Linked DNA regions of Homo sapiens: region 1 is linked to region 2. A link is an interaction called in ENCODE POLR2A ChIA-PET data of the cell type or tissue named here. Cell type or tissue: PC-9. All regions are shown on one strand. Links, peaks and the distances in the headings refer to the core of each region. The heading gives the core; the rest is flanking DNA.

Evidence for each region. Peaks named below come from ENCODE experiments on the same cell type or tissue, not always from the same donor. Only the 100,000 strongest peaks of a DNase experiment are listed, where the experiment ranks them.
Region 1: POLR2A ChIA-PET joins it to region 2 with 19 read pairs; 2 of 35 experiments call an interaction of 5 or more read pairs at or near these places.

The regions. Positions count from the first base shown.
Region 1 is chr3:138,895,022-138,903,359 of GRCh38, reverse strand. LOC124906289 (a long non-coding RNA gene) reads left to right here. Exons shown (of 2, transcript XR_007096114.1): 2 at 3,266-3,605. Among named protein-coding and RNA genes, the nearest start is that of LINC01391, 45 kb to the left of the region's middle. In PC-9, for the core only: no CTCF peak of the experiment used is centred there; a DNase peak (open chromatin) is centred at 4,849; H3K27ac peaks cover 665 bases.
Region 2 is chr3:139,083,309-139,091,646 of GRCh38, reverse strand. No RefSeq gene overlaps it. Among named protein-coding and RNA genes, the nearest start is that of BPESC1, 17 kb to the left of the region's middle. RefSeq lists an enhancer at 1,990-2,714. In PC-9, for the core only: no CTCF peak of the experiment used is centred there; no DNase peak of the experiment used is centred there.

The sequences.
Region 1 (8,338 bases), core at 139-8,138, 190 kb after region 2:
GGACTTTTTTTTTCCATTGTAATTCTGTGTTCTTTGTGGCAGAACTGTTTCCTATGTGAATGCCTCACTTGATGATCTTGGTTGAAGATGAGGGTATGTGGTTATGTCATTATTCCCTGAATGATTGTTTGCAGTGTGCTGCAGGTAAAGAGCTTCGTAATAGAGGTGTCCTTCAGGGAGGCCCTCAGGTTTCCTGAACAAGACCCACAGAAAGGCTGCATCTGATTGGGCTCACCATGCCTTAAGATCTAGAATCCATTTCTACAAATTCAAACCCTTAGTTCTGTCCCTTTTGCCCAGAGCTGATATACCTATAGAAGGCAGGTCCCCTGACTGAGCTCCACAGGCAGATGTAGAAGCCAGAACCAACCCTGTAAGAGGCCAGAAAACCAATCTGGTCAGGTGACCCTTCAGGAAAATACAGAAAGAATAATTCCACTAACACATAATATTTGCCATGTAAACATTTTTATTGGCCAGGCACAGTGGCTCACACCTGTAATCCTAGCACTTTGGGAGGTTGAGGCAGGCAGATCACTTGAGCCCAGGAGTTTGAGACCAGCCTGGCCAATTTGGTGAAATCCTGTCTCTACAAAAAAAATACAAAAATTATCTGGGCGTGGTGGCATGCACCTGTAGTCCCAGCTACTTGGGAGGCCAAGGTGGGAGGATCACCTGAGCCCAGGAAGTTGGGGCTGCAGTGAGCTGAGATTGAGCCAGTGTACTCCAGCCTCACTCCAGGATCTCACTCCCTCACTCCAGGACAACAGAGTGAGACCCTATCTCAAAAAAAAAAAAAAAATATATATATATATATATATTAGAATGATGACCAAGGGTTATCCCATACTACTCCATTACTATGCATATTAATAGCAAAGGGAGGGAAGAGCCTTTACAATGGAGGGACTTGGCAATTACTATCTGAACACAATCTTCAGATGTAACATCACCAATGGTGGGGCAACCTGACATGATGTCCCTGCTGGTATGATGCAATATAAAGTACAATGTCACTTTTTTCCTTTGAGACAGAGTCTTGCTCTGTCACCCAGGCTGGAGTGCAGTGGCATGATCCTGGCTCACTGCAACCTCCGTTTCCCAGGTTCAAGCAATTTTTGTGTCTCAGCCTCCTGAGTAGCTGGCATTATAGGCATGCATCACCCAGCTAACTTTTGTATTTTTAGTAGAGACAGGGTTTCACAAAGTTGGCCAGGCTGGTCTCAAGTGACTCACCTGCCTTGGCCTCCCAAAGTGCTGGGATTGCAGGTGTGAGCCACCATGCCCAGCCTACAATGTGACCTTTGAAAAACTTCTTACCATAAAAGCAAACTCAAATCCAATTGAAGCTACAGAGTTGACTTTTATTTTACAGGAAATACAAGAAGTAGAGGAAGAAGTTAAATAACAATGTGAATAAACCATCAGACAAATCCTAAATGTGGGGACATTCTACAACTTTCTTTGTTTTTTCAAAAATTCTGTCATGAAATAAAAAAGATTGGGGGATTAGGGAGCAGTTCTCTATTCCACAAATTCAGTAACGTAGACTTCTCCCATCTGCGATGCTGTCATGGTTAACACACTTCCTACAAGGCCACCCAGGAACAGGAAGGGAACATGCAGAATCTTTTTTTTTTTTTTTTTTTTTGAGACGAAGTTTCACTCTTGTTGCTCAAGCTGGAGTGCAATGGCATGCTCTCGGCTCACTGCAACCTCCGCCTCCCGGGTTCAAGCAATTCTCCTGACTCAGCCTCCCAAGTAGCTGGGATTACAGGCACTACAGGTGCGCGCCCACGCCGGGCTAATTTTTTGTATTTTTAGTAGAAATGGGGTTTCACCATGTTAGCCAGGCTGGTCTGGAACTCCTGACCTCAGGTGATCTGCCCGCCTTGGCCTCCCAAAGTGCTGGGATTACAGGCAAGAGCAACCACGCCCGGCCACCACGCAGAATCTTACCGGATGGGCCGGGTGTCAGGAGTTCAAGACCACCCTGGCCAACATGGTGAAACCCCGTCTCTACTAAAAATACAAAAAATGAGCCGGGCATGGTGGTGTGTGCCTGTAATCCTAGCTACTCAGGAGGCTGAGGCAGGAAAATTACTTGAACCCAGGAGGTGGAGGTGGCAGTGAGCCAAGATCGAGCCATTACACTCCCGCCTGGGCAACAACAGCGAAACTCAGTCTCAAAAAAAAAAGAATTTTCCAGGATGGTTTTTAATAGGCCAAGCTTCAGAGTGCTATATGTCAGCTCCTACTTATATTTTTTTTGCCATAACTTTATATGATTTCCTATCTAGCTGCAAGAGAGCTAGGAAGTGTGACCTAGCTAGAAGCTTAGGAAGGAGAAGAAAGGGTTTTGGTGAGCATCTAGTCAGTCTCTCCACACATATGGTAAGCACCACTTACCCCTCCAGTAGGACAGGTCTGAGCGTGGCCTTTGCCAGGCAATCCTAAAGTATGCATACCCTCAGTCCCATGCCAGTCCTCGATCTGAGATGGACTGGCAACCCAGTGTCCACCTTCATCCTGTCATCCCCCATAGTCAATCAATCACTAAATACCAACCTCTCCCTCCTTACACATGTCTCTAAATAGCCAATGCCTTTCTGTCTGCAACTGCCAGACCTTTGTGCAACAGCCTTCCATCTGGTCTCCCTTCATGCAAGACTTCTGCTCTCAGGGAGCTTATATTCTTCTATAAGGCTGCAAGTGAGCAAATACATCAAGGAACAAGAGAATGGCAGGTGCTATGAGGAAGCAGATGTTGAAATGGTAGAGAATAGCTGTTTGGGGTGTAGAGGAGTGGTTAATACATAGAGAGCAGTCAGTGAAGACTGCACTGTGGCAGTAGCTGTGGCAGATAGTATTTCCCAAAAATTATCCAGAAAAACAATATTTCAATTTCCACACGCTGTTTCAGAACCCTGCCACTCCCTCAAGTGGCAGACTCTGTGTTCCCTTCAGTTGAATTCCCATGGGTCTTTTGGTCTTCTCAACTAATAAAATACAACAGAACTCCCAAGGCTAGGTCAGAAAAGACATTACAGCTTCCACCTGACTTTTGTTTTGTTTTTTTTGAGACAGAGTCTCACTCTGTTGTCCAGGTTGGATGACATGCCATGCCATGCAGTGGCATGATCTCAGCTCACTGCAACCTCTGCTTCCTGGGCTGAAGCAATTCTCATGCCTCAGCCTCCCAAGCAGTTGGGATTACAGGCACACGTCACCATGCTCAGCTAATTTTTGTATTTTTTTTTTGTAGAGACGGGGTTTCACCATGTTGCCCAGGCTGCTCTCGAACACCTGAGCTGAAGCTTCCCAAAGTGTAGGGATTACAAGCGTGAGCCACCGTGCCCAGCCTCTACCCAACTCTTTTAGGACACATTCCCAGGAGCCTAGCTACGTGGAGAATAGCTAAAGCCCCAGCCTTCAACCCTTGCTTAACTCATAGAGGACTGCCATGTGAGTGAGCCAACTCAGAGGCAAATTCTCAGTTAGCTGATTTGCCCCAGCTGATGGTGCATGGAGCAAAATGAGCCTTCCCCATGAAGCCCTGCCCAAAATACAGATATATGAGCAAAATAAATGATTGTTGTTTTGAAGCCACTGAGTTTTGGAGTGTTTCACTATGGAGCAATAGTAACTGAACTCAGGCCTAAATACCAAGGAGTCAGCCATGAGGAAATCTTCATAGAGCATTTTAAGCATAGCCAACAACAAATCCCATGGCTTGAAGACAGGAACAAGCTTGGCACACTGAGGAACAGAGACGGTCAGGTAGCTGAGGGGGAGAGCCCTAAGAAGCGTGGTTGGAGAGGAAGGCTGAGCCACATTAAAGCCTCTTGGGCCATGAAGAAGTCTGAAATGATCAAAAGTTCAGTAGGAGTTCATTCTCCTCATAGCCGCAAGAGCCAACAAGGGTTGTGAGCAAGGCAATGATGGGATTTATTGTCTTAAAAGATGGCTCCAGAAGCTATGGGGAGAATGATACGTAGCAGTATGAAAGTGGAAGCAGATGCTGGGCACGGTGGCTCATGCGTGTAATCCCAGCACTTTGGGAGGCCGAGGAGGGTGAAGAGCTTGAGCCCAGGAATTCAAGACCAGCCTGGGCAACATGGCAAAACCTTGTCTCTACAAAAAATACAAAAATTAGCTGGGCATTGTGGTGTGCACCTGTAGTCCCAACTCCTCAGGAGGCTGAGGTGGGAGGATCACTTGAGCTGGGGAGGCAGAAGTTGCAGTGAGCTGAGATCATGCCACTGCACTCCAGCCTGGGTAATAGAGCAAGACTGAATCAAAAGGAAAAAAAAAAAAAGGAAAGAAAGGAAGAAAGAAAGAAAAGAAGGAAGGAAGGAGGGAGGGAGGGAAGGAAGAAAGGATGAAAGAAAGAAAGAAAGAACCAACAGTGGAAGCAAGGAGATCAGTTAGCAATTGTCCAAGATGAACACAGTTGACACCCAATAGTGAGGAGAAGAAGATAGACTCCAGGCACATTTTGTAGAGGCAATAAGCTTTGCTGATAAGATGAGAGGTGAGGGACAAGGAAGAATAAAAGCAAACCTCTAGGTTTTTGTCTCAAGCAGACATGTGAATGACAGTGCTGTTGGCTAGATGAGAAAGGCTTGGAGAGGAACAGGGTTGGGGTGGGATAAACCTTCCCCTTCCCTCAGGATATCTGATTTCAATGTGGTTGTAGAAAGAATCCAAGCTGGCTAAATAATTCTCACTAAGCAGTTACCAGGAGGCAAGTACAGAGCTTCCGACTCTGGTAGGGGTGGAGATTCTGATAACTACTTGGCTTGCCTTAGGAATTCCTTTCTATTTATGTGTTTGCCTATATAGCTTTTAGAGTCTCTATGCAGAGTGTGGTTGTTATAATTACTATGGCAAAAATCCCAGCTGGAAGCTAAAACACACCCAAAGGAGGAAATTGAACTCAACATGTAGGAGACCCAGCCAAGTGCTTTTCCCAAACCATACTGCTTTAGCCAGTCTGGAGAAGAGCTCCTGAGTGACCAAGAGGAAGGAACCAGGCCTTAGGTACCTACTGAAAAAATGGCTAATAAGAGACAGGGGAACAAACTACAAACTCCTGGAAGGACTCCCAAAGCAGGCAGAAGACCTAGGCTCTAGAGAGCAGCTTCTGCATCTCCCCTATAGGGAGAGGGAGAAGGATGGACCCTAGAGTGGCACAAGAGTAGAAAGGATCCCAGGCCAGGCCACACCTACAACCCTTCCTTAGTTTCCCTCTCTCGCCCCAGTTTGAAGAACTTCGCTGCTCCACTGAATTCCCTCCCTCTAGAGGACGCAGCTCCAAAGCTCAGAAGGAAACTGCTCTCTTCACTTGGTCCTAAGGGAGGGTCATTCACCTGTGCTGGCTTCTTTTTTTTTTTTTAGACAGAGTCTCACTCTGTCACCAGGCTGGAGTACAGTGGTGCGATCTCGGCTCACTGCAACCTCCGCCTCCCGGATTCAAGCGATTCTCCTGCCTCAGCCTCCTGAGTAGCTGAGATTTCAGGCACGTACCACCACACCTGGCTAATTTTTGTATTTTTAGTAGAGATGGGGTTTCACCATGTTGGTCAGGCGGGTCTCGAACTCCCAACCTCAGGTGATCCACCCATCTTGGCCTCCCAAAGTGCTGGGATTACAGGCATGAGCCACCGCACCCAGCCAGCTCTGGCTGGCTTCTTGAAGATCACCATATAGGACCCTGGGTTGAATTGGTCAGCAGAGGGAAACAGGGTATCCAGTCAAGCTCTACAGGAGCAAAGGATGGGCAGTCAGAGCGGCAGGGACAGGGCACTTGGTGGCCTGGTGTGCCTTTGCTGAGTCCCACTCAGAGTCCTCAGAGCCACAGTTCTGCTGATTTCTCTCTCCTGTCTGTTTCATGATCGAGTTAACTTCCCTTCACATTGCCTCCTCTGTGGGCACACAGTATTTCCTGCCCAAATATTATGTCTTTCCGCTCTCTCCCAAAATATGGTGAGGGGTCTCTAGTTTAACCATGAGACACAAAAGAGCCAATGATAACCCATACCTGGGTGGCATTTCATTTATTCATTCTTCAGTTATTTATTGAGCTCCTACCACATGTGATAGTTAAGCAGGCTATTGCAGTAATCCAAATGAGAGGTGATGGAGACTTAAGACTGGTATGGTAGTAGAGGAGGTTATGAGAAGTGATTGGATTCTGAATACAGTTTGAAACATAAAACCAACAGGATTTTCTAATAGGTTGGACATGAGATATGAGAGAAGCAAGAAGAGAAGGCTGCTTCCAAGGTGTTCGTCTAAGCATCTGGAAGGATAGTGTGTTGCCATTTTCTGAGATAGGAAAGACTGCAAGACAAGCAACTAGAAAGAACTAATTCAGCAGACTGACTGTTTGGGCATCATAAATTTGAAGTGCTTGTTTATTTGTGTGTGTGTGTGTGTGTGTGTGTGTGTGTGTGTGTGTGAGACGGAGTCTCACTCTGTTGCCCAAGTTGGAGTGCAGTGGCGCGATCTTGGCTCACTGCAACCTCCACCTCCCAGGTTAAAGTGACTCTCCTGCCTCAGCCTCCCGAGTAGCTGGGATTACAGGCATCTGCCACCATGCCCAGCTAATTTTTGTATTTTTTGTAGAGATGAGGTTTCACCATGTTGGCCAGCCTGGTCTCAAACTCCTGACCTCAAGTGATCGGCCCACCTCAGCCTTCCAAAGTGCTGGGATTACAGGCGTGAGCCACCACGCCCGGCCTTTTATTTATTTTTTTGAGATGGAGTTTTGCTCTTGTTGCCCGGGCTGGAGTGCAATGGCACAGTCTCTTCTCACTGCAACCTCTGCCTCCCAGATTCAAACGATTCTTCTGCCTCCGCCTCCCGAGTAGGTGGAATTACAGGCATGCACCACCACATCCGGCTAATTTTGTATTTTTAGTAGAGACGGAGTTTCTCCATGTTGGTCAGGCTGGTCTCGAACTTCTGACCTCAGGCGATCTGCCTGCCTCGGCCTCCCGAAGTGCTGGGATTACAGGCATGCGCCACCGCGCCCGGCCTATTTATTTTATTTTATTTTTTTTTTGAGACAGGGTCTTGCTCTGTCACCCAGGCTGGAGTGCAGTGGCTCGATCTCGGCTCACTGCAGCCTCTGCCACCCCAGTTTCAAGCTATTCTCCTGCCTCAGCTTCCCCAGTAGCTAGGAATACAGGTGTCAGCCACCACGCCTGGCTAAGTTTTGTATTTTTAGTAGAGACGGGGTTTCACCATGTTGCCCATGCTGGGCTCAAACTCCTGACTTCAAGTCATCCGCCTGCCTTAGCCTCCCAAAGTGCTGGGACTACAGGCGTGACCCACTGCACCTGGCCTGAAGTGCTTGTTTAGATATTCCAGTGTTGCTTTCAATTAGCAGTCCAGATTTCCTGTGAAAGGTCCAGGCTGGAGATAAAAATTTTCAAAATCTTAGCTTACCTTTCTCTGCTCATAAGCAACAAGAAATGTTGAAATTAGAGGGAGCCTGCAAAATTGCAACTAACAAATATCAGGAAGTATAAGGCTAACCAAGAGGGCTGGGGATGGTAGTTCATGCCTGTAATCCCAGCTACTAGGGAGGCCAAGGCAGACGCCTTACTTGTGGCCAGGAGTGCAAGACCAGCCAGGCAACAGAGCAAGATCCCATCTCCACAAAAGAATCAAAAAACAAAAATTAGGGGCCAGGCATGGTGGCTCATGCCTGTAATCCTAGAGAGGCCGAATGGGCAGGTCATTTTAGCTCAAGAGTTGGAGACCAGCCTGGGCAACATGGAAAACACCTCTCTCTGCTGAAAATACAAAAAATTATCCAGGGGCTGGGTATGGTGGCTCATGCCTGTAATCCCAACATTTTGGGAGGCTGAGGTGGGTGGATCACTTGAGATCAGGAGTTCAAGACCAGCCTGGCCAACATGGCGAAACCCCGTCTCTACTAAATATACAAAACTTAGCAGGGTATGGTGGTATGCACCTGTAGTCCCGGCTACTCGAGAGGCTGAGGCAGGATAATTGCTTGAACCCAGGAGGCAGAGATTGCAGTGAACTCCAGCCTGGGAGACATAGCAAGACTCCGTCTCAAAAAAAAGAAAAAGAAAAAGAAAAAGGCAAGCTTGGTGGCATGGGCCTGTAGTCCTGCTACTTGGGAGGCTGAGGCAGGAGGATTGCTTGAGCCTAGGAGGTTGCAGTGAGCTGAGAGGACACCACTAGCACTCCAGCCTGGGCTACAGAGGGAGACTCTGTCTCAAAAAAAAAGAAAATTAGCTGGGTGTGGTGGCACCGCCTGTTAGTCCGTGTTACTGGGGAGGCTGAAACAGGAGGATCA
Region 2 (8,338 bases), core at 315-8,314:
GTACAATAAAAATAATGTCACCCTCAAGGGCAAATTTTGGGTAAGTTTGCCTGCAGCCCGTTATAAAAGATTGGAGTTTCCTAAGCCTGAGGTCCTTCAGCTTTGACAACAACTCAGTGCATATGCATCCACATGAGCCAGCTCTGTGTCACTCCTGTGGGACTTGAGGGTGTTGGGAAGAAGCAAGGGGAATTGACATGACAAACAACTTCATGCTGCCTGATGAACCATGAGTAGTGAAATCCTTTGTCTCCAACCCAGAGGTCTCATGTCTTCTGCCAACATCTATGAAACTGTGGCAGACTAACTTGTTAGTTTGCAAGTAAGGTAAAATTTCAGATCTTAACAGTTCCTAACAAACAGGCCTTGAGACAACCTGCTAGGTAACTGGTCAGCGAAACCACAGGAAGAGCAGCCAGATGGGATCATCCTCTCCTTTGACCCTTACTTGCTAAGACCAGGTAATGATATATAGCCCAAGTGGGGTCAGTAAGGGAGACCACAGAATGAGGGTAGTACATGGAGTGCCTGAACACACCCTGAAGAACAGGGTGCTCCCACAGCCAAAAGACAAACTAGTGGCACACTCTGTGAAAAGTACTCTTCCCCACATAATCACAGAGTGTAGTTAACAAATTCAGCATCCACAGGCTAATAAACTCTCAGATACAAAAAATCAGCCCATGAAAGAGAAGTGCACATACAAACACACACATGAACACCCAAAGAAGGAGACTTAATACAGCAGAGTAAGTTTTTACAATAAGGGTAATCACTATGTACATAAAAGTGCAAGAGAAAATCATAGCCATAAAAAATTAAAGTTCTTGGGATCTTACAATGGAATCATAAATCAGAGCTGAATAAAAGGCTAGACACAGCTAAAAGCAAATCAAGTAATTGGAAGACTGACTCAAGGAATTCTCCATGAGCACAACACAAAACAACAAAGAAATGGAAATTTTTTTAAAAAGGATTAGGAGAAACAGAATTCCAAGAGATAAAATATTACCCAAAAAAGTGGGTCTCAGAAACAAAGATTAGAGAAGATAGAAGGAGAGAATACACTCGCATAAATAATCAGAAAAAAGTTCCCAAGGTTGAAGAAAGACATAAAGTCTCTGAGTGAAAAGGCCCATTGAGTGCCAAGAAGAATGAAACCAACAAATCCACAGTCCTAGTGAAAGATTTTTAAACACCTCTCAGAAATTAAGAGATAAACTAGACCAAAATTAATTATAAAGAGAGGTGCCATCCATACAGTAGCCTATTTAAACATGACTGTTTAAATTTAAATTTAAAATAATTAAAATTAAATATAATTTAAAACTTAGGTCCTCAGTCCCAATGGACACATTTTAAGTGCTTGATAGTCATATGCAGCTAGTAGCTACTTTATTAGATGGTGCAGATACAGAACATTTCCATCATCTCAGAAAGTTCTATTGGATACTACCAAAAGGACTTAAATAACACAATAATAAATTGGTTATAACTGTAAAACACAGAAAATTGCACCCAACAAATAGAAAATACACATTTTCATAAAATACACATGAAACATTGAAATATTGACTACGTATTAGGCCACAAAGGAAATCATACAGTCCATATTCACTAACACAATGCAATAGAATTAAAAATAAAAATTATAATGAGAAGTTTGAAAATATCTGTGTATTAGAAACTATAATTTCTACCTAATTCTTAAGTCAGAGAGAAAATCAAAATAGTTATTATCAACTAGAAATGAAATAGAAGTTACAAACTATAGGGTATAACAAGCAAGGAGCTCAAAAGATTTGTATCCTTAAATGCTTTGTTGGGGTGGTGGTGAGGGGAGTTGAAATTATGCTTTTCTCAGAGACCAATAATGACAAAAAATATGGAAAAATACCCTAATGTTTACGAAATTTAATGAGCAAATGCTGCCAAATTTTCAAAGAAGAGAAAAATCCTAGGTTGTGGAAACCATTTCAGAGCATAGAAAAACGAAATAGATAGCTACAACTCATTTCACAAGGCTAGCATAACTCTTATACCAGGAAGAGCATAAACAAAGAAAGCTATGCCAACCACATTTATGAACGTAAATACAAAATACCTAAAGAAAGTACATGCTAATATCACATGATAAATTTGAACATCCATTCTTGATTTTTTTAAGAAAATAAAAATATTTCTTGACAAACTACCAACTGAAGAAAAATTCCTCAAGTTGATAATCTAACAGAAACCTACAACAATAATCCAAGTTAGGGGAGAAAATTTAGAGACATTCCCTATAGTCAAGGCCTAGCTAGTGGTGAGCCATCTGGAGTAGCCACTACCATCATGCTGGCTGCACCAGGTAGGCGTGCCCGGGGCTGCACACTCCATGGAGCTGGTAGGAGCTGGGAACAAGAAGGAGCCCCACTCCTTCAGAGTTAAGGCAGGAGCTCCCCAGGTGCTGCTGCAGCCACCCAAGCCATGGCTCTGGGTCCAGGCATTCCTGTGCTCTTGGGGCCTAGGAACAGGCAGGAGCCCTACCCTCCCAGGCACAGCTGCAGCCACCCAAACAGAGGCTGCAAACCCAATTCTCCCACTCCACAGAGCAGGCAGGAGACCTGAGCCCCTGGGCACAGCTGCAGCTGCTCAATCCATGGCTGCAGACTCAGGCATCTCTGCATGTGCCTGCTCCCAATACCATGTCTGAAGACCCAGGCATCTCTGCAAGTGCCTGCTCCCACTGCCTGGCTTCTCCCTGCTGTCAGTGCCCACTCCAATCTCAGAGCAAAGTTGGGGCTGAGCCTAGGCACTGCTGCAGCCTAGGTGTGCACACACTTGGAGCAGTGCTGACACACCAGCTCCTTCTTGCCACCTCAGCCCGCTCCAGACTTTGGGCACTGACAAGCATAGGAGGGAAGCCGAGGAGAGTTTGAGGGCATCTCAGCGCTGGCCTGCAGGCACCCCTTGGCACCTACAGCCTGGATGCCATGAACAGCGGCAGAAGGCAGACAGTTCCTGGGTGGAAGGGGGCAGGTCCCCAGTGAGGCTCTCACCTTCAGGTCAGGGAGGGCCTGAAGGCTGGGGGCCAGGCTGCCAGTCCCGTGGACTGGAGTGGGAACTTGTGGTGCCTTTTTTGGGCTTGCCCGTGACCACCCATGGGCCAAATGGCATGAACTTCCTCCCCTCTGAGGCCCATAAAAGCCCAAGCTCAGAGCTGAGCATACATCAGGATGACCAGCTGCAGAGAGGAGCAACCCACTCTAGGGTCTCCTCTCTGCTGAGAGCTGCAGAAATGATGGGATGACCTGCCTGCAGAGAGGAGCTACCCACTCTAGAGCCTCCTCTCTGCTGAGAGCTGCACAGACGATGGGATGACCAGCAGCAGAGAGGAGCTACACTCTCCACTGATAGCTGAACACTTATTGGGATGACTTGCCTAGCAGAGAGGAGCTATCCTCTATGCTAGGAGCTGAATACTCATTGGGACACCCTGGCTGCAGAAAGGAGCTGCTCCCTGTGGGTTTCCCGTGAGCTGTTCTATCGCTTGATAAAGCTCTTCTTTGTCTTGCTCACCCTCCACTTGTCTGCATACCTCATTCTTCCTGGGCACAAGACAAGAACTTGGGACTCACCAAATAAGGCTAAAAGAGCTATAATAAAAACAGGGCTGAGACATACCCCTTGCTCGCTATGTTGTGGGCAAAGAGAAGGAAAGAAGAGCTGTGGTCCTTCAGGGAGCCCAGACTGGGAGCTCCTGGAGCCAGGGCTGTAACTCCCTCTTTGAGGCCCTGCAGTTCCTGGCATCTCCAAGGTGTGAGCCACAGCGCCCAGCCTTTTACCTACTTATTGAGAAAAAAAATTTAAGGTTGATAAGCAAGTGTCGTGGAAGTTATGGAGAAACAGAAACTCATGTACTGCTGGTAGAAATGTGAATGGAATGTCTTTAAAGTGCTATCATATTTTAACGTGAATGCTGACTTTCAGTTTGAACATTCCCTCCTTCTTTTAATGGAAATTATCCCAAAGGCAACAAGAATAGAAAAGGGGGAAAAGCCTCCAAACTCCATTTTCAGTAAAACTAAAAGCCCCCTAAAACTCCAAACCACTAAGTAAGTGCCAAAAGGTGGGAAGATTAGGCAGATGTCACTAAGAATCAGCAAGGTATATCTCTGCAATCCTTTCTTTGCAAAAGCTGGAAAGGAGTCTCTGGACTAAAATTAAGAGCACTTCTGAATTCACATTGGTTCCAAGAAACACGGCAAATTCAGCTAAACAAAGAATCACACAGACAAGTCATATTACTCAGGCAATGAGACAAAGACAAACTTTGCTTTGTAAAAGTTCTACAGCTGCTTATTTTATGGACTAGAATGAAATAAATGTTAAACAAACTCACAAATAAAAGCCTTAATCATAAGAAAAATTCTACCTAACCTGTAACTAAGCCCTGGCCATTCTTCCTCACAAACCTCTCGAAAATAGCTAGTCTAGTAAAGCCTCGTCATCTTCAAAGATGAATAATTTAAAAGGAATCAGCACAGGAACTATTCAAAGATGCTACAAGAAACAAATGAGAAAAACAGATGGCAGACAACAAATATACTTAAGAGAAATATTAATGCAAAGAAGATTAAAATTGTGAAGGAAAATAAATTTGCCATTAATTTAGAAATCTTAATGAAACAATCACCTCTATGCAACAAGAGTACCTAGTAAATGTACTAAGAGTTCAAAGAAGAAATGGTGAGAAAATAAGAGAAGATAAAATTTGAACTGGAAATCAATTAAGGCAAAACTGGAACACAGACGAGAAAGAACAGACATTTTCTAAAACCCTGCAAGGGGCATAGTATGTATATATAAGTCAGAAAATAAATAAAAAGGAAGTATTTTGTTAATTGACAAAACATTACAGATACAGAAGACAAAGAAGATGAACAGTGTATAATTAGAGTCTTTGGAGGACAGAAAAAAACAATGCAACTTAACAAATATTTTAAGATACAATTATAGATAATTTTCGTGACATAAGAAAAATTTTGACTTTACATATTGACCATGTGTTGGGGAAAACAGAGAAAAAATATTTAAAACTAAGCCATTTTCTAGCAAAAATCTCTGGGCTTCAAAATTTAAAGAAAAAAAAAAACCTGGGTAGGAAGGCACAAAGATCAAGTCACTTTTGAGGTGGAAATAATCAGGCCATCTTGAGATTTCTCTACAACATGCAAAGCCAAAAATTTTTTTAAGTTAAAATAAATAAATAAAAATTTAAAAATTAGAGTAATTCCTGTAAAATTTGCAAAGAAAGAAAAGGCAATTCTAAAATTTTACACTGGCCAAACTGATATTCAACTATAAAAGCAACAAAGAGTTTTAGACATGCAAGAATTAAGGAACTATTGCTCCCACTAATACTTCTGGAGATCTGAACCTCAACCAAAATCCCGGCATGGTGTGTGTGTGTATATAAATTTAAAAACTGAATCTAAAATTTATATGGAAATGCAAAGGGCCAAGAATAGACAAGGAACCCTTGAAAAAGGACAAAGCTGAACTTAAACTTTCAGATTTCAAGCTATGTAAAACAATAACAATTAAATGTATGGTTCTGGCAAAGAAGAGACAAATAGCTCAATGTGACAAACTAGGGATTCCAGAAACAAACGCACATATATACAGTTACTTGGTTATGACAAAGATTAGACTACTGAGCAGAGGGGGATGGACAGATTTTCACTCAATGGTACAGGATCAAATAGATATCCATATAAAAATAAATAAATTTTTGCACCCTACCTCACACTAAACACAAAAACCAGTTCCAGATGGATTGCACATATAAAAATAACAGCCAAATCAGTTTAAATTTTAGAATAAAACATTTTAAAATATCTTCATAAACTTGGGATAGACAAGATTTCCTAAAAAAGATACAAAATTGCTAATCATTAACAACTGATAAATTAGAATATATTACCACTGTAAAGTTTTTGTTCATCAAAAAATACCATTAAATAAAATAAAATGCAAATAGCTGAGTGGAAGAGGATATTTTCAATAGATGTGTCCAACAAATAACTCATATCCAAAATATATAAATAACTCCTACAAATTAAAAAGAAAAAGGCAACTGAGTAGAATTTAATGACATAAATGATATAAATAGTATATAACGATTTTTTTTTGAGACAGGGTCTCACCATGTAGCCCAGGCTGGTTTCAAACTCCTGGCCTTAAGCAATCCTCCCAAGGCCTCAGCCTCCTGGCACTTCATAAGAGTTCCTGAAATTAAACACATGTAAGGGTGTGCTGTTTCATTAGTCATCACAGTTACATAAATTAAAACGCAATTAGTTACTACTACTTACCCACCCATGGACCATAATGGCTAAAATGTAAAGGATAAACAATACCATGCATCAGTGACAATGTGAAGCAATTAGAATTCTTACACCCTGTTAGTGAAAATATAAATTGGTACAACTACTTTGGAAAACTGCTTGGCAGTATCTACAAAAGCTGAACATCACACATTCTACAACCCAACAATTGCACTCCTGGGTATACACCCAACAGAAAGGCTTACAAATGTGCCTCAAAAGACATGTACAAAGAAATGTGTAACAGCATTACTTGTAATAGCTCAAAAAGTAAAATGAAAATGTCTACCAACAAAAGAATAAAAAACTGAATTGTGATACAGAGTTACAGTGACAATAGTCCCTCCATGTCCACACCTAGTAGATGCCTAAAACTGTGGATACTACTGAATCCTAAATATACTATGCATGAATTTCTTTTTCCTTCTCAATTTCACAGATAGAAGATTCGTTCTTACTGTAGATCTTGGCAACCTCAGCAGACAATTTTTTCTTTCCTTATTAAGTTGAGAAATTGCATCTTTCACTTAATGGAAGTACTTTCAGCTTCTCTTTGGCATGTCTGAATTACCAGCATCACTATTCTTGCTATTATTAAGTAAAATAAGGGTTACTTGAACACAAGCACTGTGATACTGTAACAGTCTATCTGACAACCTGCTAACCTAGAGAGTTACTAAGTAAGTAATGAGAAGGTAGTATATATAGCATGGATATGCTGGAGAAAGGGAGGATTCATGTCCCAGGCAGGCCAAAGCAGATAGTGTGAGATTTCACCATGCTAATCAGAACTGCATGCAATTTAAAACTTAAGCATTGTTTATTTCAGGCATTTTCCACTTAATATTTTTGAACCACAGTTGACCCTGGTAACTGAAACTGCAGAAAGCAAAACCACAGTTAAGGGAGGACTATTATAATACTAGTCAGCAATGAAAATATATTAACTACTACTTCACCCAACAATGTGGATGACTCCTAAACATATGCTGAGCAAAATAAGCCAGACATAAAAAGAAAATACATACTGAATGATTTCATTTATAAAAAATTCAAAAATAGGCAAAACTAATTATGGTGATAAAAGTCAGTATACTGATTATCTTTAAGGAGGAGTTAGCATCTGTAAAGGGGATTTGGGGTGTTGCTGGTAATGTCATGGTTCTTATTCTGGAGGCTGCTTACATGAGTATGTTCACATTATAAAAATTCATAAGGGACTTCTGGTTTCAGCTTTGATGTTTAGTGCTTGGAAGCTGTCACTTCCATCCTCACAACAACAACAAAAAATGCTGAACAAACTAAAAATCAACAACCTTCTTAGACCCATCAGAGAATTGAGGTCACAGGGCAAACTGCTACCTGAAAAACTGGAGAAACAAGTGAATACAGAGAATCACAGCTTACCAAAAGCAGAAGCTACTAGAGCCAGGAATTGATAGGAACACTTAAATGGGAATTGACAGATTGCCAGAAGCTGAGTGTGGACTACCTTGGGGGTTAAATACTCCCAGGGTCGGGGGTTCAGCTTTGGAGAGGACCACACTTCCCTGAGTTCTATTTAAAGAAGCCCCACCTGGGTGAAAATCTAATGAAAATCCTCTCATGCTCATGGCAGGGGGTGGGGGTAGGGGGCTAACGATCTGAAATATGCCCAGGGGTAAAGTAGCCTTTTAGAAATACTCCCAGGATTGTTCTTCTCTGTTCTCCAGTGACAGCAGCCTGCCCTCAGAGGAAACGATATAACCAGAGCCTAACCAGCATGCGGGAAGGAAAATACCCAACTCCAGTCCTCTCTAGTCTTCCTGTCTCACCTAAGGAAGGAATACAATATCTGAGGCACACTTGTGAATGTCAGAGACCAGGCGCTCACACCCATTAAAAGACTGAGACCTAACCATAGGAGTATTGAATATGTCCCCTCCCCATATAATTCTACCATCTATAACATCAACAGGGTTCCTATC